4 separate regions of the Mus musculus genome follow, and all the other regions are linked to region 1. The links are chromatin loops, found by intact Hi-C in ENCODE. Cell type or tissue: heart. All regions are shown on one strand.

Region 1 (8,000 bases):
CCATGTGCATGTGTGGAGGCCAGAGGACAGCTCTCAGGAGGTGGCTCTTCCCAGTCACCACTTCAGGTCATCAGGCCATCTCAGGCCCAAGGGAAGCGTTTTGGAAGTGGAACTACTGTTGTCGTTTAACTTCCGGTTATGGAACTGCTCTTTAGCAGAGCTGCACTGGTTTGTCCTCTTGCTGTCTGGACCTGGAACAGCCTCCTCTCACCTCCAGTTAGGGAGGACTTCCTAAAAGTCCAGGGAAAACACTGCTGTTGGGATGTCCAGTGTGAGACCTTGTGTTTCTTTACTGGGAACAAGTGTCATAGGCCGCTGCAGGGGAATCCTGATTCCCAGCAACCCTCTGAGACCCCATCTCCTTCCCCCTTCCCCATCTTCCCACGTACCACACCAGAAGGATAATTTCAGGGACCAGACTTCTGCTCTCTCCTCTCTCTTGGTGTGTGGGTCATGACCTTTTGGGGGGTCAAATGATCCTTTCACAGAGGCCATCTAAGACCATCAGAAACCACAGATATTTACACCATGAAAGTGACAAAATTACAGTTATGAAGTAACAATGAAGGTAATTTTATGGTTGGGGGCTCACCATAACATGAGGAACTATATTAAAGGGTCACAGCATTAGGAAGGTGGATACCACTGCCCTAGATCATCTTAGCTCCCCCTCAGACTGTGGGTGGCCTCATCCATAGGGAGCCAACAGTGCTAACAATGTTGCTTCTTCACAAGGCTTTTGGGAAAATCAAAACCTACTATAGAAGTGCAATTACTTTGCAGTAGGCATGCCAACACCACACGTTTGTTTTCTCTTATAAATGGAAGTAAGATTTAAAATGACGTGTGTGTGTGTGTGTGTGTGTGTGTGTGTGTGTGTGTTTATATACATGTATCTATATAAGTACAGGTCATAAAACCAGAAAGGGGTCATGAGAGAAGAGGAAGGGCTCTGAAGGGAGATGGGAAGTTGGGAGGGTAATGGAAAGTCTTAAGAAAGCAGAAGAAGGACTAACTTGGAGAAGGAAGGAAATCAGTTAGAGGGCAGGGGAAGAACTTGGGTGGGTAGTGGGGGAGGGGAGACAAGAACAAAGTGCGATGGCAGGTATGTATGAAGATGCTGCAACCAAACACACTGCCTTTTGTGCTCACCTAAAACATTAATAGGAAAGAAGATAAAGACAAACAGGAAGGAAGGAAGGAAGGAAGGAAGGAAGGAAGGAAGGGAGGGAGGGAGGAAGGGAGGAAGGAAGGAAGGAAATGAAACAAAATGAAACAGGGCCAGATATAGCAACCCACACTTTTAATCCCAGCTCTTGGAAGGTAAACATTGAATCTCTGTGAGTTCAAGGCCAGGCTAGTCTACATAGTGAGTTCCAGGCTAACTAGGACTACACAGAGACAGGTTCAAAAGAAAGAAGGTAGCTGGGCGGTGGTGGCACATGCCTTTAATCCCAGCACTTGGGAGGCAGAGGCAGGAGGATTTCTGAGTTCGAGGCCAGCCTGGTCTACAAAGTGAGTTCCAGGACATCCAGGGCTACACAGAGAAACCCTGTCTCAAAAAACAAAAAAGAAAGAAAGAAAGAAAGAAAGAAAGAAAGAAAGAAAGAAAGAAAGAAAGAAAGAAAGAAAGAAAGAAAGGAAGGAAGGAAGGTGAGGAGGGGTGTGCAGGGGTGGGGGGGAGAGAAAGGGGGCATGGAGGAAGGGAGGGGGCAGAGAGGAAGGGGGGCAGAGATGAAGGAAAGGAAAATAGCAAGAGAAGTAACAAGCACACTGCTTACCAGGGTCCCTTTTAATTCGTTTTCCTTGCTCAGTTTCTTCCCGAATTTTGGAGATGTGGTGTTTGTTTCATTAGTGCCCCTAATTGTCAACACCCAACCCTAGTGAGTCAGGATAGGGAATGGCTGTGTGTGTAGGGGACACAGGGGACAGACAGTCAAAAGAACTTAAGTGCCAGGGTCTCACCAATGCTCCTTATGGAGATGCTCCCAGAGTTGAAGGAGCAGTAGAGCCTATGCTGAGGGCAGTACCTGGTTACCTTGGTAACGCTTTGCAAAGGGTCTCTGGGTTTGATGTTAAGCTTGTATCAGTGCCTGGGCAGCTTACTCTCTGGTTTCCATCCTTTGCTTTGAGTCAAGTCTTTAAACAACCCTCTACGGGTGGCAGACAGCAATGCTCTTTAAGCCCAGATTTTATCACTAATCAGTTATGGGACCTGGCCAAACTGTTTTCTCCCTCTGCTCCGTTTCTTATCTCTCTGATAAAGCAAGAAGGAAGCCATCGCAGGGCTGGATTCATCAGACTCCTTTTTGTTGATAGGGATTTTGTTGTTTGTTCCTTCGCTTGCTTTTTGCTCTTTGTTTTGTTTTGTTTTGTTTTGTTTTGTTTTGTTTTGTTTTTTAACTCCAGAAACAGTTCAAACCCTTTACATTCATTCTCATTGACATCTTTACCACCGAGCTGCCATCGTCACAGTTGATGGTAATGACTTCCTCTCTGGCAGCTCTGGCCAGTTCTGTACTCACACAGCAGTGATCTTTGTGTGTCCAGGCCATCCTTCAGATGGCTGAGCTGCTGCCTCTGCAGTGGGGGTGGGGTGGGATGCACACCCCCACAGTGTAGCCTCCCGGGCAGCCGAGGCCTCTGTCCTTGCCCTGTTGGCTTTACACTGCACACCTGCCCACTGTCCCTTTCTCACGGGCGAGGCATCTGAGTTTCCCCTGGGAAGTGTCCCTGCAGGCCTCGCTTGGCCTCCATTCAGACCTCAGCTCAGAGGTAAGAGCGCGGAGACCCGATTCTCTCCTATGAACACTGATCTATTGCTTCTGTACCTTGTGGCAGTATGTAGTGTGGTCTTGTTTAACATGTCCAGTGTGTGTGGGCTGTCCCTTCCCAACTAGGTGCCAACATCTCGAACATCAGAGACTTTAGTCGCTGATCTTTCCTCAGTACCTATCCCTGGGTTTGGACATAGGAAACTCTAAAACAAAATAACAGAACAAAACAAAAACCCTATTTATTAGGGAACCTGGATTAATATTTTTCAATTCTATGAAACAGAGAGCAGGAAAGTTCTTGTAGCAGAGGGGACTATGTGAAGAGAATGGAGTTCCTGGTAACCGTGAAAAATTCTGGTCATCAGATACGTGCTTCTGAATTTGCCCTCTGCTCCGGACCTGTAGCATCCTCCAACTCACTTGTTGCTTCTGTCAGTAGGAGTCCAGGAAGGAAGCAGGAAATAGAAGCCCAGGAGCTTCCACCAGAGTAGGAATCCCAGCGCCACCTGCCGGGCATTAACTCCATGACAAGCTTAGCCGGAAGCTCTTAGTTCCGCCCCGTCAGACCCTCGGAACTGAAGTCCGGGGCCTGACTACGCAGTCACTTTGCTTTCTTGTGTTGCTGGCCTGGGGCTCCTTCATGGGAGGCTATGGGTCAGGGCTGAGTTTAGCCTATCCCGGGGTGCCCCAAGACGATGTGTAGGGTCTCTGCTAGATGCAAGGCTTTGGAGGCAGATAGGGGAGGCGTCCAAACCCACGGAGAACTGAGCTGAGCCCCCTTTCCCGCCTCCTCACAACCCACCCCTCCTTCTTCCTTAATCCACTTGTCACTCTTAGAATTCTGTCGCCTTTGACTTCGAGTTTTATTTTTCTTGTCATCTCTCACAGGTCCACTAGAGAAAGTGGTTACCCCTCGTGAATTAGCCTCCTGCCGGTCCTTTGGGCCAGCCTGTCAGCTACAACATCATCTTAGCCCCCTCTATCTCTCCTCTCCTCTCCTCTCCTCTCCTCTCCTCTCCTCTCCTCTCCTCTCCTCTCCTCTCCTCTCCTCTCCTCTCCTCTCCTCTCCTCCCTGACACCCCCCTCTCCTCTCTTCTCTTCTCTCATCTTTTTTTCTTTTCTTTTCTTTTCTTTTCTTTCCCTTCCCTTTCCTTTTTCTTTTCTTTTCTTTTCTTTTCTTTTCTTTTCTTTTCTTTTCTTTTCTTTTCTTTTCCATGTCAACACAAATCGTTCTAAGAGGAGAGAAAAGAGGGCAGTTTGGAGGGGGGCTTGTGACATACATCCCTGCCCTGCTTTCAAATGTGTAAGATCCTTTTGTAAACTCCAGTATCAGCTATGCAGTAGAATCCATCTGGATCTGCTTGTTCTAAGACCTGAACCACACCCACCACACCCACCCATGTGAAAGTTTAAAGATTATGTAATCCTAAAGCTAAACTGTGAGACACTTGGGAAAATAAGATGGTTTCCGGGTCTTTCTAGTACTCTGGGATTATCCTTTGCACTTCAGCTGCTCACACCCCCAAGCTGGGGCATAGACCTCCCAGAAGGAGCAAACGTGGGCCTGAGCTCCTCGCTTGGCTAACACGATTGAAATCATGCAGGGGAGGAAGATGTTTCCTGCAGCTTGAGGGAGAGACCCCTCTGAGCCCATGGGGCCATGGATGGGGGCACTTGGGGCACTCTCATCATCAGTAAGAAGGGAGAGCAGAGTGGGCGTAGGTCAAGGGGCTAGAAAACCATAGGGGAAGTTCACTGGGGTCAACTGTCCTAGCCCACCTCCAGACGGTGGGGCACACTTGCTGCCTGAGGCTCTGGCATCTGTCCTGGAGAAAGGGAGAGAAGGAGGGCAGGGCAGGGCCTCCACACCAGAAACAGCAAAATCTGGTTTCTTTCATTTATTTGTACTCATCTTTGTAGGTGTCCATGCTTTGTAGATTTATTCATTTTATGTGTATTTTGCCTACATGAATGTGTCTGTACCACATGCATGTTTGGTGACCACTAAAGTCAGAAGAGGGCATAGCATCATCCAGAAATGGAGTTCTGGGTGGTTGTGAACCACCATAGAGGTGCAAGGAATCCCTGGTCCTTTGCAAAAGCAACACGCGCGCACTAAACCACTGAGCCATCTCTCTGAACCCTCTTTCTTTTATTGTTTAGATTTCTTTTTATTTATGTGTATGTGTGTATGTGCATGTGTAAGGTACCACGAGGGCCAGAAGAAGACATAGGATGCCCTGGAACTGGAGTTATAGGTAGCGGTGAAGCATTTGACTTGGGAGCTGGGGACCAACCTCAGGTCCTCTGTAAGAGCAGGAAGCACTATCAACTATGGAATCATTTCTCCAGCCCTGTGAAAACTGGTTTCTGCCCTGAGCTTGAAATACAACTTGAAGTGTACACCCAGAAAGCTACTTAACTATTGTGATCATAAAAAGATAAAGAGATATTAATATATGATCTAAGGTGGTGTGGTGAGGTGTGGGGGAAGGGGGTGCCTCGGCGGGCCCATGCCAAGGCATCCCTTCCCCCTGAGGGACCAGTCACACGACGGTACAGCACAGAATAGAGTTTATTCAGGGAATGGGGAGGGGAGTTAAGAGAGCAGCAGAGACAGAGAAAGGCAGAGAGGAGAGAGCAGAGAAGCAGAGACCCACCATGGCCACGTGGAGAGAGGGAGGAAGGGAATGCAGAGAGAGGGGGAACAAGAGGGTAGGAGAGAAGCAAGAGGGAAGCAGGAGTAAGAGAGAGAGGAGGGGGCAAGCAGCCCCTTTTATAGTGGACTGGGCTACCTTGCTGTTGCCAGGTAACTGTGGGGGTGGAATCCAGACAGAATACCAACAACTACTCTAGACCTAACCACCAGTAACTGACTTAATTATTAATGCACCAGATATGTATGCCACAATCGGCCTATGTATCAGGCCCAAGTCTGGGGATTAAGGACCCCAGGGCAATGGTTCTCAATCTTCCCAATGCTGCAACCCCTTTAATAGTGTTCCTCATGCTGTGGGGATCCCCAATCATAAATTACTTTGTTGCTATTATTATAAATAGTAATATAAATGTTCATGTTTTTGATGGTTTAGGGTGATCCCTGTGAAAGGATCATTAGAGCCCTAAAGACTCATGACCTGAATCACTGCTTTAGGGATTTAGTAACAGTATATCTGTTACTGTTGCTGTCCTCAGTATATCTGACAAATACACTCCAGGACTATGCATACCTTTAATCAATGGGGAGGCAGAGGCAGGTGGATTTCTGTGAGTTCGAGGCCATCCTGATCTATAGAGTGAATTCCAGGACAGCCAGGGATGCACAAAGAAACCCTGTCTCAACATATAAACAAACAAAAAGCATCTCCCTGCTGGAAGGGGGTGACATGGAAGCTGAAGCAGGGCAGATAGAAACTGATCAGGCTGGAGGTGTGAAGACAGAGAGGCACTCACTCCCCTGCACCCCTCTGCCGCCCCCTAGCCGTCTTCTTTCACACAGCAGCAAAGGGAAGGTCTGTCTAGAGCCACCCCTGAACATACTCAGAACCCAGATCCCTGCCAGATGCCTGTCTGTCTACAACCCCTTCCTCCAGCCTCACAGGTCACTCTCACAGGGTTACAGGGTGTGGGGCAAGCTGAGGGAATTACTATCTGTGTGACAGAGAATATTTAGGGCTCGATCCAAGTGTGACTTTCCTCACATCTGTGGGAAGAACTCTGCCTGGAGCCCCTGGGTTCCCACAGGCTCCCCTACTCTGTTCTCACTCCTCAGAAGTCCCTGGGTATGAGAAAGCCTCCAGGGGAGGGTAAAGACACCCAAACAGAACAGTGAACTTGGGTCAGCCCGGCAGGGAGTGGAGACAGGCAGGGCCGGGCAGGGGCGATGTAATACAAACCTGCAAGTAGAGGTGAGCCTCTGGCTGCATGGGCTCATGGAACACTTTAAACACCAGCCAGGCAGGGCTCTTGAAATAGCAGTATTCCAAGACTACATCTTTTTCATCTCGAATTTTCTTTGTATCTTCAGCCACCCTTTTCCCATGGCTACCTTAACAGGAGGGCAGGAATGTGGCAGCAGGCTGGGGACCTGTGGGGGCTGTCATATGGGTTGAATTCACTATGAATCCTGCTAATTCAGCACGGGTTGAATTGGCCTAGAGTAACCGTCATGTTATCTGCTGTTGATTTGGCAGCGGGGCAGGGCTCAGCTGATTGACTGGTCTGCTTTGGCCGGCATTAGTATGAGTGGAGTCAGCTAGGGTCTTCAACTTGCTGGGAGAGAGACTGAAGCTTCTCTTTCTCTTCATGTAGTCTTGGGGGCTTTCTACATGCTCTCGGTAGACTTTGTACAAGGCACATCAGAGCTCCCATGGCAGCAAACCAGATCCTCTTAAGACTTAGGCCTTATGCTGAGGGGGGAAATATATATGTGTGTATGTCTATCCGTGGTGAAGAGTTTGCCTGGAAGATGTAAGACTCTAGGTTCAATTCCCTTGTACCACAAAAATTAAAAGTTTAAAATAAATAAGGAAATAAAACAAGATAGGTTTAACATGGGCCGCCTTCTACATTATCCTGTATTTAAAGTACATCTTCCAGTTCTGGGTGTGGTATTATATGCCTATACTCCCAGCACTCGGGAGCCTGAAGTGAACTCCAGGCTAGAATGAGTAAGTTATACGGTGAGACCCTATTTCAAACAACAAACCATGGGCTGTCAAAATGGCTCAGAGGGTAAAGGTGCTTGTCTCCAAGTTTGCCAGCCTGAGCACCATCCTCGGGAACCATGTGTGAATGGAGAGAATGAACTCTTGCAAAGTGTCCTCTGGTGTGTGTGCATCCATATAAGCATATATTAAAAATGTAAACTTTGAAAAAAAGATGAAACAAAATAAAAATCGCATTGTCCTAATCGAAGTCATAGGTTCAGCTGGGATTCAAAGTGGGTGTGAAGGCCAGGCTGTGAAGACCAGGACACTAGTCTGATGAGGACATCTCATTGACAGTCAAGAGGCAGTACAGGGAGGGATGTGGTCCTGTCTTTCTGCCACCTTCCTTGTGTGCTTTGCCATCTTGCCTCCTCTGTTCCAGTCTGCACCTTAGAAAGCATTCCTAGGTGACAGCCCTTGGCAGTGTGGCAGGTGCCTCTTTGGCCCCATGAAACAGTGCATGTCCTCCCTGTAGGCTCACCCAGACATCCTGAGCCCTTGCCCATCACAGAGG
Region 2 (8,000 bases), 190 kb before region 1:
CAGGAAGCCACACTCCTCACTGATGCCACACCCGTTGGGTAGTGAGAGCCGTGGGCTATTTGATTAACCCCCCGCACCCTCCTGTCCCCAGGCCTCACCTTCTGCCAGAGTGACTCTCGGGAGGCCAGTGATGAGCAGGCAGCCACAAACCAGCAGTTGCCCACCTGGCCCTGGTGCAGGTCATGGGAGCTGATGCCATCTACGAAGAGCCGGGGATCGTCGCAGATATCCTGCAGAGATGGAGGGGAGTAACATGAGGAACTGAGGGAGCAGGTGCTCCTCCGAGGCAGGAAAAGGACAGCTGGCCCTGTGGAGGCTTACCAGCCCCTCCCCTACAAAAGGCAGGGGTGAGGCCAACTGACCCCTCAATCCAGCTTTCTGAAACTTCTTTCCACTAAGGTGTGCTGAGGAGTGGTGGCCGAGGAAGGACCTCAGAGTGCTGCACCCTGGGCCACCATCTTCTTGCCTTGCGTGGATCTCCCTGTCTGACCACCTGGTCTCCCCAGAGACCAACCACAGTGCAGTCAAGTGACAATCCTCCAAAAGGACTCATGGTGATCACAAAAGGAGGGAAGAGCTTTGGGCGGTGACGGGGTTGCTACTGTATTCTAAGGATGAGGAGTGGAAGCCCAGAGAAGAACAGGGACTTGTCAGAGCACAGGATACCTGGATGCTCGAATGGGCCAGAAATCCTTTGGATTTTTCTACGGAGACCAGAAGGTATGGCTGCAGGGGCATAGGACATGCTGGGACCCAGTCTAGGGCAGCGGCTGGGAGGAGTCTGGCAGCACTCAGGTCCTGCCCTCCCCCCAGTTCCTGGAAGCTTGGCTCACTCTCCAGGGCGGCCCATAAAGGCCCCCAGGGGACGGTTGCGGGGTGGGAAATTTACCGCTTTGGCTTCTGCACTGAGAGACACAAACTGAAATTGTAGCTCTCCGTCTCCCACAAGGCCTGACACCCTGCCGGGCCTGGAGACAGATTCTGGCTGGATCTCTGAGAGAGCAAATAGCCTAAGGGAGTTACATACAGTCACAGAAGCCTCAGAGCCTAATACTTCCATGTGGGCCAGGCTCCTGCAGGGCTGGGTGTGAGGGGTCCCTTCCCTGCCCAGGTTAAGTCTTCCCAGAGCTGTGAGTGTGTCGGCCTTCAGCAGGCCCACCCAAGCCTCCTCTCCATCAGTGCCTAGCTCCCCCAGAGCTGAGTTGAGGAGGTGAGAAGGTGGGGGACCGGGCACACCAAGACACAGCGTTATAACTCAGATATAGTGCTGGCACCATGATCCAAGCCTGCTGGCCCTGAGAACTGAGCACTCTGCCCATTTCACAGATGAGAGGTTGAGTGGATGGATGCCTGTGATAGAGCTGCTCCCTCCGGGCTTGGCAAGATCATCTCCATATTGAAGCAGCTGCGGTGACCCATGAGCTGGGACTATTTGCATTCCCTTGGGCAGGGGCCAGGGGAGGTGTTCACCAGCCTCATGAGCATCAGAGACCCTGAGAGGTCACCCCAGGATCTTCCTGAGGCTCCCCACCCCGAGTCCTGATGTTGTAACTGCTGCTCCCTAAGGAAAGAGTTGACTGGGGATGAGAGTCCTGGGAGCTGCCTATGAATGGCCCCTGCCCCTGTAACTCCAACAAACTCACTGGTTCTGAGTTTGGCTTGGACAAAACCCTTTCTTTGATCTGCCCCTGCTCTCTCTGTCAGGGGTGGATAGAAATGCCTTCATACCTGCCAGAAAAAAGTCACAAAATCAGTGGCATCTAAACAGAAGAGAGAACCACAGACAGATCAGGGTAGAGCATCTGTAGGAACACATTCTGGAGTGACACGCCCCCTAGCTGAGGGCCTTCAGACACTACAACCGAGGCTGAGCTTTCTAGGGCCAGGGAAATTCAGGCTGAGGCACACCCCCAGGAAAAATCCCAGGGTAATAAGCCTCTATGTGATAAGAAATTAAAAAGTTAAAATAGTTTAACCCTTAAATTGATTTTTAATTCTTTTTTTTTTTCGAGACAGGGTTTCTCTGTGTAGCCCTGGCTGTCCTGGAACTCACTCTGTAGACCAGGCTGGCCTCGAACTCAGAAATCCGCCTGCCTTTGCCTCCCGAGTGCTGGGTTTAAAGGCGTGTGCCACCACCGCCCGGCTAATTTTTAATTCTTAATTTTGTTTAATATTTTATTTTAAATTAAGCATTGAAAGTTTTAAATTAAATGATATTAAATTAATGAACTCAGCATCATTCCTTAGCACACCCATGCTATACGGTGAGGGATGGTATCCTTGTTGTATGGGACCCACCACATGGGAACCCCGGGGTCCTCCAAAACAGCTGATGGACTGGCTAAAGACTAATACCGCAGTCACTGAAAGAAGCACACATGGGACGGGTTGTTAAGAAGCTGCGGTGACAGCTGTGTGACCCTGGCTGAGAGTGACAGGACAAGCAGCTGTGGCTGAGTTGTCTGCCCAGAGGAAACCAGCCTGCCTAAAGGACAAAAATGAGCCAAAGTCAAATTTGTGTTTGGAAACTCCTGGAAGGCTTCAAGCCTGAACAACTGCTCAGCAAAGGGGTGAATGTTAGGGAGATGCAGGTGAGCCCAGGGCACCCACTTCTGTAGGGGAAGGGGGTGACTTGGCATGGGAATTCCCTGCAGTAAGGGCTGGGCGGAGCAACCTGAGGCCCCACAATGAGCTGTGGATTCTTTGCTTTCCCGCTGATATACGGAATTTTTGAGTTTTAACAGATGGTGGAGTCACATATACCTTGATTCATAGCAACCTCGGAATATATGGGGGTGGGTGGGAGTAACGAGTGAGTCAGGAAACGGAACCCTGAAGTTGAAAAATATTGATATTAACCTTGTTCTGAGTAGGTTGTAATTAACACCCACTCCAGATTTGGCTTATACATTTCTCTCCTGTAAGAGGGTAGGGGTGGGTGTACTGCGGGGACTCACCCTGCACTGAGATCCGACTTGTAAAGGCAGCCATGTGTGGCTGGGAAAAATGAAGAGACTACTGAGGTGGGAAATCTCAACTCTATCACTTTGTCTAAAGCCCTTTCAGTAGCCAGGTTATGAGGAGCTAAATAAATAAATAAAAAGTCAGATGGCTCATGGAAAATGAGTCTGGGTGACAGAGATCCAAAATAAGGTGGAGTCTTTAATTAACTTAGCATCATTCCTGTGTGGACATGTCTGATGTGCATGTGTGCGGGAGCACATGCGTGCCCTGGTCCTTCCACCTTCACATGGGCCTCAGGGATCAAACTCAGAGGTGGCCCCCATCCTTGCTCTTTAAAAGGAACAACCAGACAAGCAGTGGAATCCCGTCACATTGTATGGCCCAGGAGGTGTTTGTTTGTTCGTTCGTTTGTTTGTTTGTTTGTTTGTTTTACTCTTGATTTTTAATATTCTCTTAACTGATGTTTGTTTGTTTGTTTGTTTTACTCTGATTTTTAATATTCTCTTAACTGATGAGCCCCAGATCAATTTGCGTTTTCCTGAACCGGATGCGGCAGACCTTCAGAGAACCTGCCAACCTCTGTAAAAAGATGTCATTATATTACACTTTCCTTTATGTCTCAGAGATTTGGACACACGTCTGAACACCTCTGTGCTCCTGCATTTGCAGGGTGGAGGATGGGAAACCAGCCCCTCGTGGTGCAAGGACCAGGTACAGCTGCGAAGCACCACACTGGGAGCCCCTCTCTCCTCCCACCCTGAGACCCTCTCCACCACTACAAAGCAGTTTACTTCCTAGTGGCAAAGGCCTGAGTGGTCCTGTGAGCAGCCCATAAACTCACTGGTTCCCCTAGGGTGGCCTAAGGCAGGGCCCTTTCCTTGATCTGTCAGTCCCCCCTCTCTCTCACCCCCCAGGAAAAGCCACACCCCAATGTCTCCAGCACATAATGGGAGCTAGAAGCCCGTTTGGGAGTCACTACGTTTGTTTCTGGGCTCTGCTGTCACACGCAGGCAGCCAGCAGAGGGCAGGAGATCCTAGAAGGCAGAACTCAATTCCTGCCTGCATGCCCTTGCTGAAGATGTGCAAAAACAGGCCATTGCTCATCCTCTCTGTACCAAGTCCTTAAATGCTGGTCCTACAGGGCTATGTGTGGCCTCCACAGAAGGAGGTGCGGGACTCTGCAGGGGGAAAAAAGTGGGATGCTGTAATCTCGATATGGTGTTTGGGACACATCTGCCCAGAAAACAAAAAACCAGAATGACAGGGCCAGGATGAGCAATTCCCCCAAGGACAGTAGCTGAGAAGACTTCTAGCTGGGGAGCCAGGGCAAGCTGCATGGTGGATCCTCCAAGGCACTGGTCTGTGTCCTGCTATCTTTGATCAGAAGAAACCCAGTCAGGGAGCCTGCTTCTTGTCCCCATGGCCACTCTCAGGAAGCTCAGGCCGGAAGCTGAGCTCCAGCAGCCCTGCTTCCTCCTAATCTTATCTTCCAGCCAACTGCACCCGCTTGGCTTTTCAGCCTGAGAGAGGGGTGTCTCTGCAGTGCCTCACTCCCCCACCCTTCCCCCCCCCCCCCCCCCGCAAAAGAAGGAAGGATGGGGGAGGGGCTTCACAGCCAGGGCACCCGCTGTCTCTAGGGCTACAGAGGGAGATGACATCAAGGCACTTGTCTACCTCAGGACCTCCCAATCAGTGTCCCGTGACTGACAGGACCCCTGCTCCAGATGAGGCAGAGATGCCCAAGGTCAGGCACAACTGAATGAGCAGACAGGGCAGAGGAGGTTGGCTGGGCTCCCAGCCTGGGCTCTCCCTGCCACTACACAGCTGTACCAGCCTGGCTCTGGGTCCCAGAACACCCTTCTGCCATGCCCACCCCGGCCTTGGAAAGAAGTCTGGGAGAGATGGGATTCCAGAATCCAGCTTCTATGCCACACTGAGCACTCTGCTTGCATCTGAAGCCTCACAGGGTGGTCAGCTCTAACCTAGGACACATCCCGACTTTGATGGCACCTGGGATTTGTCCGCTACCTTGAGTTACCTCTGAGAAAACATCACAAAAACAGCTCTAAGAACTGATCCCTGCGGGGGCAGGAGGACCCTGCCTGAGGACAGGGTTCTACTGGTAGCTCTGTCACAGACAAGGACAACAAGGGACAGAGGAACAAGGCCACTTGTGCAGGGCCACAGAGCAGGATGAACCAAGATTCAAATGTGGCGGTCTGCTCTACGGCCTCTGTCTAGGTGTGCTGGGTCCTAGGAATGATGAAATATCACCCTTCCTTGCGTGTCCACAGGACCAAGGAGGGCAAGATGTCTAAGCCCTGTCCACCGCTCTAAGCCAAGGATTCTCAGGACCAGAGTTTACCTTTCCTGAATCACTGGCTGACCACAGTGAGCTAGGGACAGGCCCCACTACAGGCAGGCTGCTGGAAAGAGCAGGCAAGGCCTGAGCCTCCAGGAGAATGGAGTTGTGACAGCATGAGACCCATGAGACCAGAGAGGCTGTCAGGAAGGTGGCATCTTCAGAGCTGAAGTGGGGAAGGCAGTGGGCAGGAGCTTGGGACAAGGACCCTCAAGTGCCCTGAAGATGAAATCAGGCTCTAGCCACAGCCAGAAGGAAAACTGCCCTCCCCGCCACACACCCATACACACATACAGTTATACACACATCCTACACACACACATACACACACCCTACACATATATGCACACCCCTATACACATATAATGCCCTATACACTTATATATACACCACACACACCCTACACTTATATACACACACACATACACACACCCTACACTTATACACACACACACATACACACACCCTACACTTATATACACACACACATACACACACCCTACACTTATATACACACACACACACACACATACACACACCCTACACTTATACACACACACACACACATACACACACCCTACACTTATATACACACACACATACACTTATATACAAATACACACATGCACACGAGCACACACACCCTGCCTTGATGCCAGGCTACCCAAGCACCTTCCAGCCCTGCCCACATCGGCTTTCTAATGGCGGCTCTGAAACATTCTTTATTCCAGGAAATCCCTCTGGCTACAGAAGAAAGTCCCTAGAGATAAGGCAGCTCCCAGGAAAGAGCTCCTAGTCTCACCAGTCAGACAACTGACTCATCTGCATATTCAGGTCTCCTGCCAGACAACTCATCTGCATATTCAGATGTCCTGGCTTTTGTTTCTTCTTACTATGAAGTGTAACTCTGCAGGGCGAGCAAGGCCAAATCTGTAAATGAATCTATTTCTTTTGGTCAGCTCCTTCTTCCTGGTTCTGATTGTTTGGTAAATATAAGCTGGACCTGAGACACTGGGCACCTACTCTGCCTGTAGGTCCTAGTGATGGTTTGTGTATGCTTGGCACAGGGAGTGGCACTATTAGAAGGTGTGGCCCTGTGGGAGTAGGTGTGTCACCGTGGGTGTGGGCTTCAAGACCCTCCTCCTAGCTGCCTGGAAGCCAGTCTTCCACTAGCAGCCTTCAGATGAAGATGTAGAACTCTCAGCTCCTTCTGCTGCCATGGATGATAATGGACTGCACCCCTGAACCTGTAAGTCAGCCCCAATTAAACATTGTCCTTATAAGAGTTGCCTTGTCATGGCGTCTGTTCACAGCAGTAAAGCCCCAACTAAGACAGTCCTCTACCTGCCAGTGAGCTCCCTGGGGAGGGAGGTATTTGGCACAGGGAAGCAAGTTGGAGACAGAAGCTACCAATAGAACATGGAGGAATGACAAAGTGCCCTAGACCAGACTGTACAGGGCCTGCTGTGAGCCCTGCACTGAAACACACACACACACACACACACACACACACACACACACACACACACACACACACACGGCTGGGGTACCGCTGCTCCTCTGACCAACACATCTCCAGGTCACTGGCTTCTTCTGAACCTGCAGTCACCTCAGCTGGTTAGACCAGCTGGTCCAGATCTGACCGGGCCTGAGCCACGCCCCTCCTGGCTCGACAAGAAATTCAGGTTTTCAGCTGGTACAGAGCCAGGAACACAACCAGGAAGGTGAGGGTCGTAAGAGCTGTGCTGCTGTGCACACAGCTGCACCTGTGGGGCACACCACCTTCTTTCCCTCTGCCCACTCCTGAACCTACGACCGCAGAGGGAAAGGCCACTGCAGGAACTTTGCCTGGGACATAACAGAAAAATCAAGAAACTGGTGTCTCCTCTGCAATTGCCCCGCCTCCCTCCCTCATCTCCTTCTTCAGGAATCCATCCCTTGTCTCCTCTGTCCCCTCTAATGCCAGGACCTTCCCTGGTGCTCTATGCAGACAGGGACCACCCAAGAGTGTCAGTTTTAGGCAGAGCAGAAGCCTTCCTTCAGCAGGACAAATGGCCAGCACTCGAGAGTAGCAGCTTTTCCCAAATGAGCATAAATCCCTTAGATGGCTGCCTAGTGGGGCACCAGGCTTCCTCAAGGAAAGCTAGGAGTTGCACAACTGACAAATGCTCATAGGGTTCCCACCTACCCTGATGCATTCTATCCAGAGAGCCCAAGCTGATGTCCAGACATAGGGAAGACAGAAAGCGCGGGGTAAGAGGGGGGGCTAGACAGCGATTGCCCTAGCCTGAGAACCAGAAGAGGTTTCTGCCCACATCCCTAGCTCCCCAGAGGTCCCCACCCACATCGCCTCCTCTAACCAGCAGTGAGGGAGGCGGCAGATATTCCCTGTACAGGAAAGAAGGAAGTAAGATGGATACAAAAAGAGAGTGAGACCTGACACCCCTGCAGAGTGAACGACAGGATACCAGGCCAGCTCTGGCTGGCTCCCCATCATGGAGCTGGCAAGAAAGATGCCAGTAGCTTGTTGTGGTAGATTGTTGCTGCTTCCGGGTGTCCGACTCCTCCAGTATCTCAACTTCCAGAAACCTTTCTCTACACGAATTATTCTCCCCCACTTAAAGATGAGCAACTGTGGCCCAGAGAAGGGGACACTTTGTTCAGGACTACATGT
Region 3 (8,000 bases), 150 kb before region 1:
GCCTCAGCATGGCAAGCCCATGTCCTCACATGACAACGGACCACAGCCTCAGCATGGCAAGCCCATGTCCTCACATGACAACGGACCACAGCCTCAGCATGGCAAGCCCATGTCCTCACATGACAACGGACCACAGCCACAGTGTCACACACTTGATTTTGATGTTTACTTATCTGTTTTTAATTATTATTTTATGTGTATGGGTGTTTTGCCTACATGTATGTCTGTGAAACGCATGAATGCCTTGTGCCTTTGGAGGCCAGAAGACAGTGTTAGATCCCCTGAAACTGGAGTTATAGATAGTTCTGAGCTAGGTGCTGGGAATTCAACCCAGGTCCTCTGCAAAGAGCAGCCAGTGCTCTTAACTGCTGAGCTGTCTCCCCAACCACCAACACATTCAACCTAAGATCAGTTGTTTAGGTCTGTAGTGCACAAACATATACACAGATGAAACACTTGTACATATAAAATTTAAACATAAAGAAAATACTTTTAAAAATTCTATATGGTGGGGGACAAGTCTGGAGGTCAAAGGCCAACTTACAAGAATTGGTTTTCTCCTTCTGCCATATAGGACCCAGGGACTGAACTGTCATCAGGTTTGGTAGCAAGTCCTTTATATGCTGAGTCAGGGTTTCATGTATATAGTCTACTATAACTTTAAATTTTCCATGTAGCTGAGAGAGGCACTGAACTCTGGCTCTCCTGCTTCCCCGCCCAACAGTTGGGATTACATCTATGCGCTGCCACACCTGCTTGGATTTTATTTGGTTTATTTGGGTTTTTTTTTTTTTTTTGATACATAAATGTTCTGTATGGATGTATACCTGCATGCCCGAAGGGGCATCAGATCTCTTTATAGATAGCCTAAGCCACCACATGGTTGCTGGGAATTGAACTCAGGACTTCTGGAAAAACAGTCAGTGTCTTAACCGCTGAACCATCTCCTCAGCCCCCTTATTTGTTATTTTAAGAGTCCACCTGTGTAGCACTGTCTGACCTTGAACTCTGTCTCCTGCCTCAGCCTCTCAAGTGCTAATATGGCAATTGTGTACCAGGTGTGTACACCACACCCTGGCAGTGATGTTTAACTCCTGAAGAACTCACACACTGCTTCTCAAAGTGCTGAGATAGGCCACACTGGAGTGGGGACTCCTATCCATGTCCCTGTCTTTGGCAGGCAAAAGCGTCCACAGTGTCTCTCTAGTCTGGACTCTGACACTGCTCTGTGTGAGTTGCTCAGTACTAGAATCAAGTGGCTTATGGGGTGCCGAGGGTATCCACGTGGGCCTTAATGGCTGACAGTGGATCTGGTGTCACTTGAGGGTTAGGGATAGTAAAGCTTACTCAAAGAGGAAGCCTTTAAGTCCCACAAATGGAAAGCCAAAGACACTGGATAAAGTATTAACTAGTTCACAACACTGGGTCCCTGGGACATAAAGGTGAGCTGGTATCAGGGATCCTGCTCTTTGGAGTCCCAAGCAAACTGGCAACTGTTCCCATCTCTGGGGCAGATGTGTGTGTCAGGGACTTCTATATCCCTCATGAGCTTCCAGAGTCTCCCCTCACATTATGCCCACCTTTTAGGAATTAATTTTACCTTACTTGAAACCCAAGGACACTTCCTCCCACCCATCCTGACAAGGCCCCAAGTCCCTCCCAATCCTGAGGGGTCTTAGACCCCTCCTCTTCTTCCTTCTATAGGTGGGGCTTCCTGGTCACCATCTCCCCCCTATCTCCATCCTTCCTTTTGCTTCAGCTTAGCCCCCTGCCCCAGCAGCCAAGGGCCATGGGAAAATCTCACTCAGTCTTCACTCTGCTTATAAGTCTTGAGGGCAAGAATAAAGAGCAAGGATATTTTGAAAACTGATGTCCTCTGCATCCTTGGGAGCACATCAGCATCTGTGGGAGCACTGAGGTCAATCTGGAAAGATCTCTTTTGCACTGAGGGAAGCTGTTTGTCATTCACAGGTGGGTGGGGTGCAAGCTGGGGGCAGGCAGCCTACAGTAGCCAGGATTAGTTTGAAATGACTGTCGCAGGATGGAGGAGGGGCCTTTCTCTGGAAGACATTGTTAGGATGTTGATTTAATGCTGAAGATTGGCAGTTCCTCAAGCCCTATAGGGCGAAGGGAGGGCCAGTCCAGTAGCAGACACTATAAAGATAACAAACAACCAAACTGCTGTCTGTCTCCTCCTGCCAGCTTCAGGCTGGCCTCTGGCCTCTGCAGCTCTCTGTTCAGGGGGTGAAAAACCAGCAGGTGTTGGGGCTCAGAGCTCAGGAACAGGCAGGAGACGGGGTACTTAGTCCCTGATGCTCTGTAGACCCTTGTGATCTTGAAGAAGTCTCTTCTCTACCTGGACATCAGTCCTCACCCTAGCCGCACCGCACGGATACCACAGCAGTCTGATAGTTCCTGTTTCTGGCGCCAAGAATCCAGTGAATCAGGGATTTAGCTGTTACCTGAAGACATGCTGTCTCTAGACGTTAATTTACATATTTAAAGACATCTTAAATCATATTACTGCTTTTGTCTGTGTCTTCTTGAACTCAGTCCCAAGTACATTGGATTTTATTATACTGACGTTTTACAATGTTTTGTTTTGTTTTGTTTTTGGAGACTTGCTCTGTAACCCAGACTGGCCTAGACTTTAGGCAATCCTCCTGCCTCAGCTTGAGCACTGGGCTTACAAAGCATGAGTTTGGGACCAGTCTGGACAACAGGGCAAGACCCTGTTTCAAAACACTGAAATAAACAAATGAAACCAAAACAAAGGGACATCCACAAAGCAATAGCAAGCTTTTCTTGATGTCTTGATATCGAAACTACATTTATTACATAATTGTTTTGCATCTGGAAAAGGATGTATTTTCTTACTAATTTAATCAATTATCTATCTGTGTGTGAGTCTCTGTGCAGTCTAACAGTTCTCAAGAAGGTATTCTGCCCCCTAAAGGAATGTTTTGGAATATGTAGAGAAAAAAATTTGATATGCCCAAGCTATACTTACTTTAATGTGTTTTTCTTTTGTTTAAATTTTATATGAAATTAAGCAATATATTGATTTTTTTAAAAGTATGATTACATCATGTAAGAACTTTATTCCAAGGGTGAAATCCTTATAGAAAGACCTAGAAAAGCAGCACTTGGAATTCCAGGGCAGGAGATGAGGAATTTGGGGCCATTCTCAGCTAGGAAGCCAATTGTGGGCAAGCCTGGGCCTCGAGAGATCATGTCTTAGATAAATACATATTTTAAAAAGAGGGTGTTAATTTGATTTCGCTGTAAACTTCCGAGGCTTAACAAAATTAAAATTGTGTATGTACCTGAGTGAGTAATGAACATCACATAACCTTAGTGATCCCCCAAACCAGAGGACAGCATTAGATCCAAGAACAGGAATTCTAGATGGTTTTTAAGCCACCATGTAGGTTCTGGGAACTGAACCCTGGTCTTATAGCTGTATAACCTCTTAAGCATGGAACCACCATTCCTGTCCCTTCTAAGACACAACAACCCCCCTCCCCCCCATCCTCACACATTATTTGTGTATAACTGCTGTTTGGATGAATGAACTCAAGTGTCTTTAACTGCTGAGCCATCTTTCCAGCCCTAACTTCTGAAACTTTAAAAATAATTTTGGGGGTTATGGTGGAGCTCATTTATAACCCCAGGAATTGGGAGCCAGTGGCAGAAAAAAAAAATCAGTATTCCAAAGCCTTTCTCAACTCAACATGAACTCCAGGGAAGCCTAGGCTTGTCTTTTTCCTCTCCTTTTGAACAGGGTCTTGTAGTAGTTTTAGCCCAGGCTTAGAACTCGGGGCCCTGCACCTCAGCCTCGGGAGGGCTGGGGTTTTGGCATGTATCACCACACCCTTCTAGGGGATATCATACTTACGTAGGATTTTTTAATCTATCGTCGTGAGTCAAGAACGTCTTTCTTTTTCCAAGTCCTTAGGTTCCTGGGAAGTCAGATTATGTTAGGCTTTTCAAAGGAGTCGGGGCACCCAAGTGTGGCCTTTCCCTGAGGGTACTGGGTGCGGAGTGAGGGCGGGTGATACCAGGTATGATCCGGCTCCCAGCCACTAGTCTAACAAAGCCTGGTGCCCCATGCCTTTCTGGACTCCGCTTGGAATTGGCCACCCGGACACCTCAGCCCAGTTGTCCAGCCTAGCGCCACCAAGGAGAGACGGACCGTGGGTCAGGTGTGCCCCCTGGCGGCACATGGGCCAGAAGGCCAAACCTGAAAGATATGCTTGTTCTTCCAGGTGACTTCAGGTGGTGCTGGGGTTCCCTGGACCCAGTGGCCTTTCCTGTTCTTGGACACTAGAGTAATCCAGCCTCAGAGACGAGTGAGCAGGCCCCAGAGTTACATAGCAGACCTAAATCTGCTGCCTTCTCACCTTCCTAAACACGGAATGCCAGAATCTTAATACCTTTACCCCCAAAATGGAGACAACCTTCTGCCAGGGAACTGAGAACAAGGCATCAAAGCAGGGGATTCGGAATTAATGATGCTCAATTGTCCTCGATAAGCGCTGGCATCAGGACTGATTGTTGAGAAGAAAGCACGTTTGTCATGTGTTCATTTCCTTCATTTATTATCGTTTATCTCACACATTTATGTGTGGCATCATGGAAGACAGAACCAATGGTCCTCCAAAGATGTCCACACCCTGATCTCTGAAACCTGTGACTAAATTAGGTTACATGTGAACGACATGATGATCAATAATATACCTAGTGATCTGGCTTTACAACATGAAGAGATTAGCTGGGCATGGAGACAAATCTACAGTCCACCCTTGGGGAGGTGAAGGCAGGAGGTTCCGGAATTCAGGATGATGCTTGACTACAAAGTTTCAGGGCAGCCTGGGCTACCTGAGTCTGTCTCCACAAACAGACGGGAAGCTAAGTCTGGACTGTCAGGTGGACCCAGGTTTTAACTCCAGGGAAGGAGAGTTGAGGATGGAGGAAAAAGAAGAGTCAGAGAGAGATTTGGCTGTAGGGAAATGTAGCAATTTCTGGTTTTGAAGGTGAAGAACCTCTCCCTCTAGAAGCTAGGGAATGGGGGGGGGTTCTCCCCCATAGAATACTAGGAAAGAAAGCAGTTTTACCAGCATCTTGACATTAACCCGGTGGTGAGACCTGTGTTGTCGGAGAACTACAGGATACGCGGGCTTGTTCCTAGGCTTCGAGAGTTAATGAAGATTTGTTATAGCAGCAACAGGAAACTAATATAATGTTCTCACAGATGGCCACTGTCCACTCAAACGTGCACTTCCTAAAGCACTGGGGAGGCAAGGCTGTAGCTACTGGGACTTCACAGTGCTACAGAAAAATGGCTGTGAAGGTCTTCCCTCTGCTGCCCTTAAGGGCCTTTGCTTTTTACTGACTTCACAAGAGCCCTGGAGCATGGTAGAAGCGAGGCTGCCAGACACCCCTTTAGTTCTGAATGTAAACTGACCTCTGAACAGCGCTGCACTTGAAAGCTGACATTGATCTTGGCCGCCATGCCTCTCTTGCTGCCCACGAAGAATGGAAGATAGAAGACAGATGCCCTGAAAGGCTGCTGTGTGAGGATGAACAGATAGATAGCCCCAGCCCAGAGGCCTTGGAGTCGGCTTAAAACAAGAAAAACGCCACCTACATGTTTGAAGCCACTCTTGAGCAATAGAACCAGAACCCCTGAAGTTGAGGTCAGGAACATGTGTTTCCAGATCCGTCCTCAAGGGGACATCAGTGTGCATCGGGGTTCTGTTCTCCGGCCGTGGGAGATCCTGCAACCTGTTTGTGGCTACAGTGCAGCGCTGGGTTGTGCAGCGCCTTCCACATGAGCAGCATCTCATAAGGCGCGAAGCGGTGCACCAGCAGCAGCTCGCGGTACATGCAGGGATCCAAGGATAAGCGCTGCACATTGGGCAGCTGCACGCCGAAGGGCCGGATGCCCTGGTGGCTGCTGGGCGCCAGGCCGGCCTGCTGCAGACACATGCCCATGTAGGCATCGTCGATGGGGAAGAGCGGGACGTGGTGTGCCGCGCTGCGCAGGTTGCGGACTGTGTAGCGGGACAGAAGGAAGCCGCCGCCGCTGCAGTACGCAGGGTAGGCTACGCCCGGGAAGATCTGTGGGGGCACGAAGTACTTGCTCCCGCTTTCGCGAACAGGCACAGAACCAACCATGAGCTGCCCGGTGAAGAGGTGGTGCTCGGGCGACTGCACCTCTAGGAAGCTCAGTACGTTGGCCGTGTGCACGAAGACGTCGTCGTCGCAGCTGAGCAGGAAGCTCACGCCCGGGCAGTGCTCCGCTGTCCAGTCCAGCAGGTGCAGGTGCTTGAGTGTGAGGTTGAGGAAGGTGTCACTGAAGTCCCACTGCAGCACATCGCCGTACTCGCGCGCCTCCAGGCTCAGCAGATCGGCCAGCTGAGGCTCGCGAGCCGCCTCCTCGGGAGGGGAGGTCCCCACCAGGAAGAGGCGAAGCACCTGCCGGCCGCTGTAGCTGCGCTCCTGGCCCCACGTGCGCCGGATCAGCTCGCGCCGCTCGTAGTGCGCAGGCGACGACTTCACGGCCAGCAGCAAGAAGACGCCGCGGGGGCCCGCGCACTTGGGCGGCGCGTCCCACAGTTGCGGAAAGCGGCGGCAGTGGCGGTAGCGCAGGAAGTCTTGGATCCTAGCAGGCAGCAGCTGGAAGCCAGTCAGGAGGTTCGCGGAGGCGTTGGCCACGCAGGGGGGCACCTGGAAGAGCGGCGAACGCTGTACCACAGCTGCCAAAGACCGGCGAGTGGCCACAGGACCCTTGGCTTTCTCCTGCCTGTGTTCCTGGAGGAACCACTGATTCAGCACCACTAAAGTCACACCCACTAGAAAGAAAGCCAGTGTCGTGGGACTCTTGAACCTGCGGCTGCTGGGCAAAGCCATCTGTGGGGGGTGGGGGGAGGGGAGTCATAGATGAGTCTTTTAAACCAGAGGAATCCTTCCTTATTCCTATCAGGTCTCTCCCAGAATCTGAATTAGGCCTGTAGTCTCTTAGCACATGAGAACGAAGGAAGAGGCAGGAGGATTCAGATTTCAGATCATGCTTTGATACATAGTGAGTTCAAGGCCAAACTGAGACCTTGCTTTAAAAACCAACTAACCAACCAACCATAACCCAACCGACTAACCAACCAAAAATCCCAACAAGACAAAACAAAACAAAACAACAGGGCCTGGTTCCGTTGGTATAATATTATCTAGCATGAAAGAGGTCCTGGTTTGTGTACCCCACACTATATAAACTGGATAGGGTGGCTCAGGCTGCGGCAGGAGAATAAACTGAACTAAAACAGAATAAGGAATGGGGGTGAGGTGGGGTCCAAATTCCTGAGGACAGTGAACGTCTTAGGTCTCCCAAGCTGAGAGTGTGTTCACCTTCACAGCTGTGTGTATCATGGCTAATGGATACCCCTAGATGTTACCCAGGATGACAGACACGTGTTCAGAGTCAGTCCCTGCCTTGCGGCGAGCTTCCGCCCAGCCTTTCTCTGTCCATGGTACCACTATTCCCCCTTTTGCTCAAATAGTATCTCCTCCCCACAATCTGTTGATGTCTGCATTCTACATTTCTCGCTGGTATATCCTTTCCTCTCCATCTCTGTCCAGCTGGATCCAGCACAGGCTGAGAGGACAATAGTATGTAAGCCAAACCCTTTCTTCCCCAAGTTGCTTTTGGTCATGATGTTTCATCACAGCAATGATAACATTGACTAAGACACTTTCCTACAGGAACGGCCAGCGGCCACTCCCTGTTTGAGGCGGTAAGAGTAAACTTTGAACTTTGCTCTCTCACCTGGCCATCTGAAATGCCTCTTCCTGCCCTGGAATTTTGTCCTGTGCCGTTTGCTAACCTGCACTGATCTCACCTGCCTTTATTACCCTTCTTGTGGTACACTTGGAAGAGGTGAAACCCTGAGAAAGCTTCACTGGCAGTCAAAGGAGGGCAGGCAAACTGTCAATCATTCCCC
Region 4 (8,000 bases), 52 kb before region 1:
AGTAGGTCATGTAACCAGCTCATATTCTTATAAAACAAAAAGTGTCTACATCTTATGCTGTTTCCTCATTTATAATAAATATATTCACCACCACTGATACTCTCTTTCTGAAGCAATTCTCTAAGTGGATAAATGTACGAGAGGATTCATTTAGTAAAGACAATGAAGATCAAAAGAAAAAAATGACTTGTCTATGGTTGTTCAGCTAATGAAAATGCAGGTGTAGATTCAATTCTAAGACTGTGTTTATTAATTGTACTATACTGCTTCCAAATCTGAAATAATTACATACATGATATCGCCACTATAACTCTTGTGGGTTTAAGGTAACACATTCTATGATAATGAGTCTATGTATATTTATAAATTAAAAGGTAGTTTTTAATGACAATATATAATGGTGCTAAGAGACTATCTTTCTTCATCCCTTCACTCTATAATTTATGAGCACAGGGTTTAGGCATTGCACTGAGTAATGTTTTTAGTAAAACAGACATTTTTTAGAATAAAATAAATAACTTTCAGTTCCTAAGCAAAAAGGAAGATAATTTGAATTTCAAAGACAGTGAAGACTTTTTTTACACAGGGTCTCATTATGTAGATCTGGGGTTAGTCTGCAACTTCACAAATATCTACCTGCCTCTGCCTCCAGAGTACAAAACCATATTCTAAATTTATAGTAAACTTGTGGACCATTAACCAACATTTATATGCTACTTTAGCATCTATGGAAGTCATTATTTATCTAAACCAGTAAGATAATTGATAATCCAGTATGACAGCTACAGACAACTAAAGAAAAATTAAGCAACTTTTCTTTTCTTTTTTTTTCCCCCTTCCCTTTCTCCCACTTGCTCTGGCCCCGCTTGCTGCTTGCTCCGACCCCAACTCGCTTTGACCCCTATTCGCTCCAGGCCCAGCACAACTTGTCTTATATAAAATATCTCTTCCAGGTAAGGTGACGCATACCTTTAATCCCAACACTTAAGAGGCAGAAGCAGATGAATCTCTGAATTCAAGACTAGCCAGCCTAGTCTACAGACCAAGATCCAGGATGGCCAGGGCTACACAAAGAAACCCTGTCTCAAAAAACAAACAAAAGAACATCAAGGAAAAGTCAGGATTCACAAACAAGGATATTGATTATAAAATCTCTATTCTTAGGGCTGGAGAGATGGCTCAGTGGTTGTTAAGAAACTGTACTGCTCTTGCAGAGGACCTGAATTTGGTTTCTAATACCATGTCAAGTGGCTAACAACCACCTGTAACTCCAGCTCCAGGGCACACAATGCCCTCTTTTAGTCTCTGGCAAGCACTGCATTCATGTGTACAAACAAATTCATACACATATACATATATTTTTTAATCTTAAGATATCTTTTCTAATTCCATTCTATGAACTATTTTTTCTTATATCATTCTGGATTTTGTGTATGTGTGTATAGTTGTTAATCTAGAAAATAAAAAAAATAAACTCAGTAAGCCTTTACTTACTTTATTTAGAAAACCTATTAATTTAGAATTTTAAAATAAAGTTAAATATTTTAGTAAAGATTGGATTCTCTTCATAATTGATGACTACAAACTTTCATTATAAATGTATTCAAGTAAGTACAATTACCATTCTACTAATAGTCAATATATTTCAAACATTTTTCAAGTTATGTAACAAATGAAATAATTCTTTTAGTCAGCTTCCTTGTAAATATGAATAACAAAACCAAAAAATTATATTTAGATATAGTTATACAGAAAATAAGCTGTGAAATTCCTTTGAAAATGTGTAACTGGTTGTTTATGTGTAGCAAAGTTTCAGTCTTCAACAGTATAAGCAGCTAAGTATTAATTTTAAAAGAGTACTAGGTAAAAATATAGGATTATGAATTTACTTAACTAAGTCCTTAAAAGGTATTTAATTTAAATCTGATTCCTAAGTACTAGAGAAAAAAAAACTGAAAAATATACACGTAAGTTTTGTTTTGTTTTTTTAATTCTCAAATCTCTCAAATAAACTAAACTACTTCTATCAGAATTTCTGGACCAACTTTCACTGGAACAAGACATTTTTCCCCCTAAGGTATGCATTTATTGCCCAAGTGTCAGCTTAAGGTCTGGGACAACTGCTTGACAGAAAACCACAGACAACAGAATGGATCGGCCAAGTTGAGTGAGACATGGCACCAAACAGAGGTTTTTCTGTGATCCAAGTAGAGCAACAGTATCAAACACACATAATAAGTTACGATCTAAATACTGAATTTCACATTTTGCTTGAAATAAATAGAATTTAAAAAAAACAGATTAAAACAAAAGAAACAGAAACAATCTTTTATATTTTTGGAATCACAACAGTAACTGACTTATATGACATCATTAGATATAAAATGCCATCTGTAGGTTGGGTGTTATTATCCTTATTTTACTTACCAGAGAACTTGATCCCCATAGAAAGTATATAAATTGCTCTGTGTAGTATAGCTGTTAGAATGAAATATGTGGACTTAACCTCATGTCAAAGACAAATTATGTTCTTCCTATCCCACCGGATGAAAAACAAAGGAAATGAAATACAGAAGATTCAAAATAACAAGTGTTACTCTGTACTAATAATTGTTAAGGGCAAGCAAACTATATGTATATATAAACCTGAACTTACCTATACTTCTAAAATGTATTTACTTATATGCCTTATAATTTTAAAAAATTATACTGTTAAAGAATTCGTCACTGCTATAAAGAATCATTTGTTGAAGCTGGAGAAATGGTACAGAGGTTAAGAGTACTTGTTGCTCTTGAAGAAGACTCAGATTTGGTTCCCAACACCTACATGGTGGTTTACAACAATTTGTAACTCCAATTGCAGAGGATCTGATGCCTTCTTTGACCTCCATGGGCATCAAGCACACAGTGTACACAGACATACATGCAGGCAAAACACTCACACACAAAACAAAATTAATCTATTTTTTAAAAAGCAAACAAATCATTCCCCCTTTTGCTTTATATCCTTTTTTACATTTTTAAAGTTTACACCTCAGTATATAAGTGGGAGAAAAAATATATAATACTGCTGAGCAACATACATAAACTAAACAAAAGAATCAACCAAACAGGGGCAGGAGTGATGGCTCAGCTGTTAAGAACACAGGCTGCTCTTCCAGAAGACCTAATTTTGATTCCCAGCACCCACAGTGGGTAGCTCAACACTGCCTGTAACTCCAGCTCCAGAGGATCCAACACTTCCTGGTCTTCACCAGCACCAGCAGTCATGTGGTATACATTCAAACTCTCACACACACACACATAAAAAATATATTTGGAAAAGGGGGTATCAACAAAAAGGTAAGTGAAGAATTAATAAAAGATGAAAAAATTAAAATATAAGTGAGCATTTTATAATGCTTAAAGAAATAAAAGGTAAAACAAAAAACAAGCACAAAAGAAAAAGATTATTACCAACACTGAGACAAACTTGGAATTATTTAATTCTCTAGAAGTGAAAACTTTTTTAATCTTATCACCAAAAAAGATCTCCATCAGATGGTTTCAGTGTTTTGTTTTTTACTTATTTATTTATTTATTTATTTACATTTCAAATGTTATCTCCCTTCCCTGTTCCCCCTCCAATGAGCCCCCCACCCCTCTACCCTTGGCCTCTAAGAGGGTGCTTCCTTATAATAAAATCTTAATTATTTTTATGTATGTGAATGCTCTGCTGCATGTACACGTGCACGCCAAAAGAGGGCATCAGATCCCTTTATAGATGGTCATGAGCCACCATGTGGTTGCTGGGAATTGAACTCAGGAAGAGCCGCCAGTGCTCTTAACCACTCAGCCATCTCTCCAAACCCAAAAAGATTTTTCAAAACCTAAAATAATTTTAAATTTAGAAAAAAAGTCAAAATAAGTCTGAATTAATCAAGTAGAGGAGAGGGAGTGGCAGGATAAAGCAGGAGATACCAATAGAAAGAACCATTTAAACAAGTACACAAAACAATGAAGCTATGCTCTGTTTAAGAAAGTAACAGCAAAGAACCCAGATGCCCCTCAACAGAGGAATGGATACAGAAAATGTGGTACATTTACACAATGGAGTACTACTCAGCTATTAAAAGGAATGAATTTATGAAATTCCTAGGCAAGTGGATGGACCTGGAGGGCATCATCCTGAGTGAGGTAACACAATCACAAAGGAACTCACACAATATGTACTCACTGATAAGTGGATATTAGCCCAAAAACTTAGGATACCCAAGATATAAGATACAATTTGTTAAACGCATCAAACTCAAGAAGAACGAAGACCAAAGTGTGGACACTGTGCCCCTTCTTAGAATTGGGAACAAAACACCCATGGAAAGAGTTACAGAGATAAAGTTTAGAGCTGTGAAGAAAGGATGGACCATCTAAAGACTGCCATATCCAGGGATCCATCCCATAATCAGCGTCCAAACGCTGACACCATTGCATACACTAGCAAGATTTTGCTGAAAGGACCCAGATATAGCTGTCTCTTGTGAGACTATGCCGGGGCCTAGCAAACACAGAAGTGGATGCTCACAGTCAGCTATTGGATGGATCACAGGGCCCCCAATGGAGGAGCTAGAGAAAGAACCCAAGGAGCTAAAGGGATCTGCAACCCTATAGGTGGAACAACAATATGAACTAACCAGTACCCCGGAGCTCTTGACTCTAGCTGCATATGTATCAAAAGATGGCCTAGGCGGCCATCACTGGAAAGAGAGGCCCATTGGACTTGCAAACTTTATATGCCCCAGTACATGGGAACGCCAGGGCCAAAAAGTGGGAGTGGGTGGGTAGGGGAGTGGGGGGGGAAAGTATTGGGGACTTTTGGAAATGTAAATGAGGAAAATACCTAATAAAAAAATTAATAAAAAAAAGAAAGAAAAAGAAAGTGACAGCAGCATCACATAGAGTACAAGTGTTTACAGAACTGAGATCACATTAGAAGGAAGCAAAGGCAGATTATAAAGTGTTCCTATGTCATACCTCTCAACACTATACTCCTATTAGGCCAATACTGCTTAATGGTTATTTTTTTAAGCTCAGGAATAATTTCATTAAGGTTTAAAGGAAAAGCCCTCAGAGTAGGCAACCTGTAAACCTCAGAAGCTGTCTGGAGGAAAAGATTGAAGGTGAGAAGGAAAATAAAGCCATGCAGTTTAAGTTGGCATGAAGGTCAAACACATGACAGAAAGGATAGCTTTATAGAGTAAGGAAGCCCAAATTGGTGGGGAAGCTCAGAGCATGTTTGGAAAAAAGACAGAAAGAAGAAAAGAAAAAAAACTATGCTTTTCTGAATAATTTAGAAAAATCAGCAGACTTACAAAGCTATATGGCTGAAATCCAGTAAACTACTACCTAAATGGCTTTCTTATCTCAAATATCTATTCACTTATTTACATTCAATAAAACTGCTAGTTTTAAAATATATAAATTCTTGGTTAAGAGAAAATAGCTATCAGCAATATTTGAAAGACAGCCCAAAAATCCTTGCACTACAAATATGCAAACATGTTGGAAATTTTCAATAAATATATTCTTTGTTTTGTTTTTGTTCCCAAGACAAGGTATTGCTATATAGACCTGGTTAAAGTAGTCTATATAGCCCTGGCTAATGACTTATGTAGACCAGGCTGTTTTCAAACTCACAGAGGCCAGTCTGCCTGCTCCTGCCTCCCCAATGCTGGAATTAAAGGTATGTGCTATCACTGGGCTTAATGAATATATTCTTAAACAATATTAAAACTCAAGATACTTCTGAGGAATGTGACACCAAAGGAAATTAAAAACCAATATGGTAACCAGGTTAAAATTGCCCCAAGAGAGCAAGGGGAAGGGCATGATTTGCCTGTTTGGGTACCACAGAAGGGTGAGATGCAATGTTCATAGTAGAATAAGACTGAGGCCTTGGATCGTTTCAGGAATTAGCACTAGGTCTGGGATTATCTGATATCCTTAAGGAACTACCTATTCACATCTATATGAAATTTAAAAAGAAAAGAGAGGGAGAGAGGGAGAGAGAGGGGTAGAGAGGGAGAGAGGGAGGGAGGGAGGGAGGGAGGGAGGGAGGGAGGGAGGGTGAATGCCCATAACACATGTGTGGAGGCCAGAGGACAACTGGAGTCAGATCTCTCTTCCCACATTTATGTAGGTCTAGGAGATTGAACTGAGGTAGCCGGGCTTGTGCAGGAAGACTTGTACCTGAGCCATTTTACAAGTCCCTTAAAAGATTGTCTTTGTTCATTTGTTTTGTATCGGTTTGTTGTTGTTGTTGTTTTGTTTTGTTTTGTTTTGTTTTGTAACTTATTAGTGTAAACTTTTTGGATGACACATCTAATACTAGCAAAGGGCTGAACATGCCTGTGAGAGCAACCCCTAAAGCAATAGTAAAGAGAGATAACAGAGCAGCTACTAGACCAGCTAAAATGCCAGATAAACACATAGCTAAATTAATTCAAAAGACAACAGGAAAATAATGAGAAAAGGCAAAGGACAAATGCAGAAGACAGTAAAAAAGATAATAACCAAATCCTACTAACATTACCTATAAACAGACAATGTATGCCAATGAAAAGACGGATTTAAACCAGGTATGGGGGCTCATGCTTATAATCCCAGTATACAGAAGGCTGAGACAAGAGCATCCTGAGTTCAAAGCCATCCTGGACTATAAAGAAAGATGTTTATATCATAAACCAAAAATTAAAATAAGAAGAAATTGTTAAACTAACAAAAAATGAACATAAAGAGTAAACTGTAAATCCTATAGAAGTGCTTTACATGTATAAATTTACAGATAGATTAAAAATTAAAAGGAAGGAGAGAAGAGCAATGCCAACATAAACTTTGAAAAAGCTAGGTGATTACACTAGCATCAAAGAAAGCAGACTTCAGGTCTTAGTGATTACCAGAGGAAAGAGATGACATGTCATAGAGGTAAAGAGTTAATAATTCAAGCTTATCAATGTGTATAGAGTCAGCGATAATACCACAATTTTACTATTTCTAATTCTGGAGTTCTTCTTTGCTCTTCTAATCTACTCAGTCACCACTGTTAAAAGCAGACTGTTGTGAGAAATTAGAGAACATACCTAAGAGCTAACAGTTCACCTCTAGGATGAGTCAACAATTGTTGCCAGCCCCCCAAATAAATTATTTCAACTTTAAGCTACTTACACACTTTCAGTGAGTAAAATAGCTCTTTTGATTATTATGCATATATTATAGAGATCACTAAAAGGATGCTTGTAAAATTCTAGAAAGATAAAACAGCTTATGAAAGTACTAAACTTTGTTCTTATTTTTTAGTCTCAACTTCTAAGTCTTAAAAGTCATGGTATAATTTGGCATAACAAGTTTACACAATAAGAAAATTAAATTTCAAACTAAACTTCAAACACTATTTTCAGTTACTTATTGCCAAATAAACCAAACTTCAAATTTTCAAAAGATAATTAATTATTATCTCTCATAGAACAATATGAACAATGAAAGAGACACAGATGTATAACATATATGTGAATACCAATTCTGAAAAGAGTAGTGTGAACAAGTGGAAAAGATTGAATACCTAAGAATAAATAAACTAGATAAATGATAGGTGAGTATATGCTCACCAGAATGATTAAAATGAAATTAGCTGAAGCAAAGCACTGACAATGCTGTGGACCAGATGATGTATTCTAAATCAGGCATGGAGGCACATGACTGTATTCCCAGGGGCCAGGAAGGCCAGCAGATGCTGTCTTAAAAAGAAAGTCTGGTAGTTTCTAATACAAGAAAAATATAGATTTACTTTATGTCCTAAATATTCCAATTAAAAGTATTTAGCTATGAAAAAATAAAAAGAAGCATCTATTAGGCAGGTGTGGTGACACAGCTGCACCCCAGCACTTAGAGGCTAAGGAAGGAAGACTGCCACAATTTCAAGTCAGTGAGGGCTAAACAGAAGTTCAGCAAGGGATACATAGCAAGAC

What was found. Hi-C counts contacts between places; a loop is a spot of excess contacts. Peaks named below come from ENCODE experiments on the same cell type or tissue, not always from the same donor. Only the 100,000 strongest peaks of a DNase experiment are listed, where the experiment ranks them.
Region 2: it touches region 1 in a loop (9-fold over the local background); 18 of 42 quality-filtered maps call a loop at or near these places.
Region 3: it touches region 1 in a loop (7-fold over the local background); 4 of 42 quality-filtered maps call a loop at or near these places.
Region 4: a loop joins it to region 1, with 5 times the contacts of the local background. A loop is called at or near these places in 23 of 42 quality-filtered maps.

Annotation. Positions count from the first base shown.
Region 1 is chr7:98,338,302-98,346,301 of GRCm38, forward strand. No RefSeq gene overlaps it. Among named protein-coding and RNA genes, the nearest start is that of Tsku, 19 kb to the right of the region's middle. In heart, CTCF peaks have their summits at 3,286 (motif pointing left) and 6,246; DNase peaks (open chromatin) are centred at 2,666, 3,300 and 6,268; H3K4me3 peaks cover 761 bases; H3K27ac peaks cover 944 bases; H3K27me3 peaks cover 939 bases.
Region 2 is chr7:98,151,714-98,159,713 of GRCm38, forward strand. It overlaps Capn5 (calpain 5), which reads right to left. Exons shown (of 13, transcript NM_007602.4): 3 at 99-230. Among named protein-coding and RNA genes, the nearest start is that of Omp, 10 kb to the left of the region's middle. In heart, CTCF peaks have their summits at 1,826 and 3,987 (motif pointing right); DNase peaks (open chromatin) are centred at 888, 3,998 and 4,388; H3K4me3 peaks cover 537 bases; H3K27ac peaks cover 4,077 bases.
Region 3 is chr7:98,187,837-98,195,836 of GRCm38, forward strand. B3gnt6 (UDP-GlcNAc:betaGal beta-1,3-N-acetylglucosaminyltransferase 6 (core 3 synthase)) reads right to left here. Exons shown (of 2, transcript NM_001081167.1): 2 at 4,579-6,915. The coding sequence starts at 6,915. The coding sequence ends at 5,740. Among named protein-coding and RNA genes, the nearest start is that of B3gnt6, 7.6 kb to the right of the region's middle. In heart, CTCF peaks have their summits at 2,957, 4,214 (motif pointing left) and 5,729; a DNase peak (open chromatin) is centred at 5,885; H3K4me3 peaks cover 1,399 bases; H3K27ac peaks cover 900 bases; H3K27me3 peaks cover 3,800 bases.
Region 4 is chr7:98,286,035-98,294,034 of GRCm38, forward strand. The region is part of intron 1 of Acer3 (alkaline ceramidase 3); the gene reads right to left. Among named protein-coding and RNA genes, the nearest start is that of Acer3, 20 kb to the right of the region's middle. In heart, a CTCF peak has its summit at 3,731 (motif pointing right); no DNase peak of the experiment used is centred here.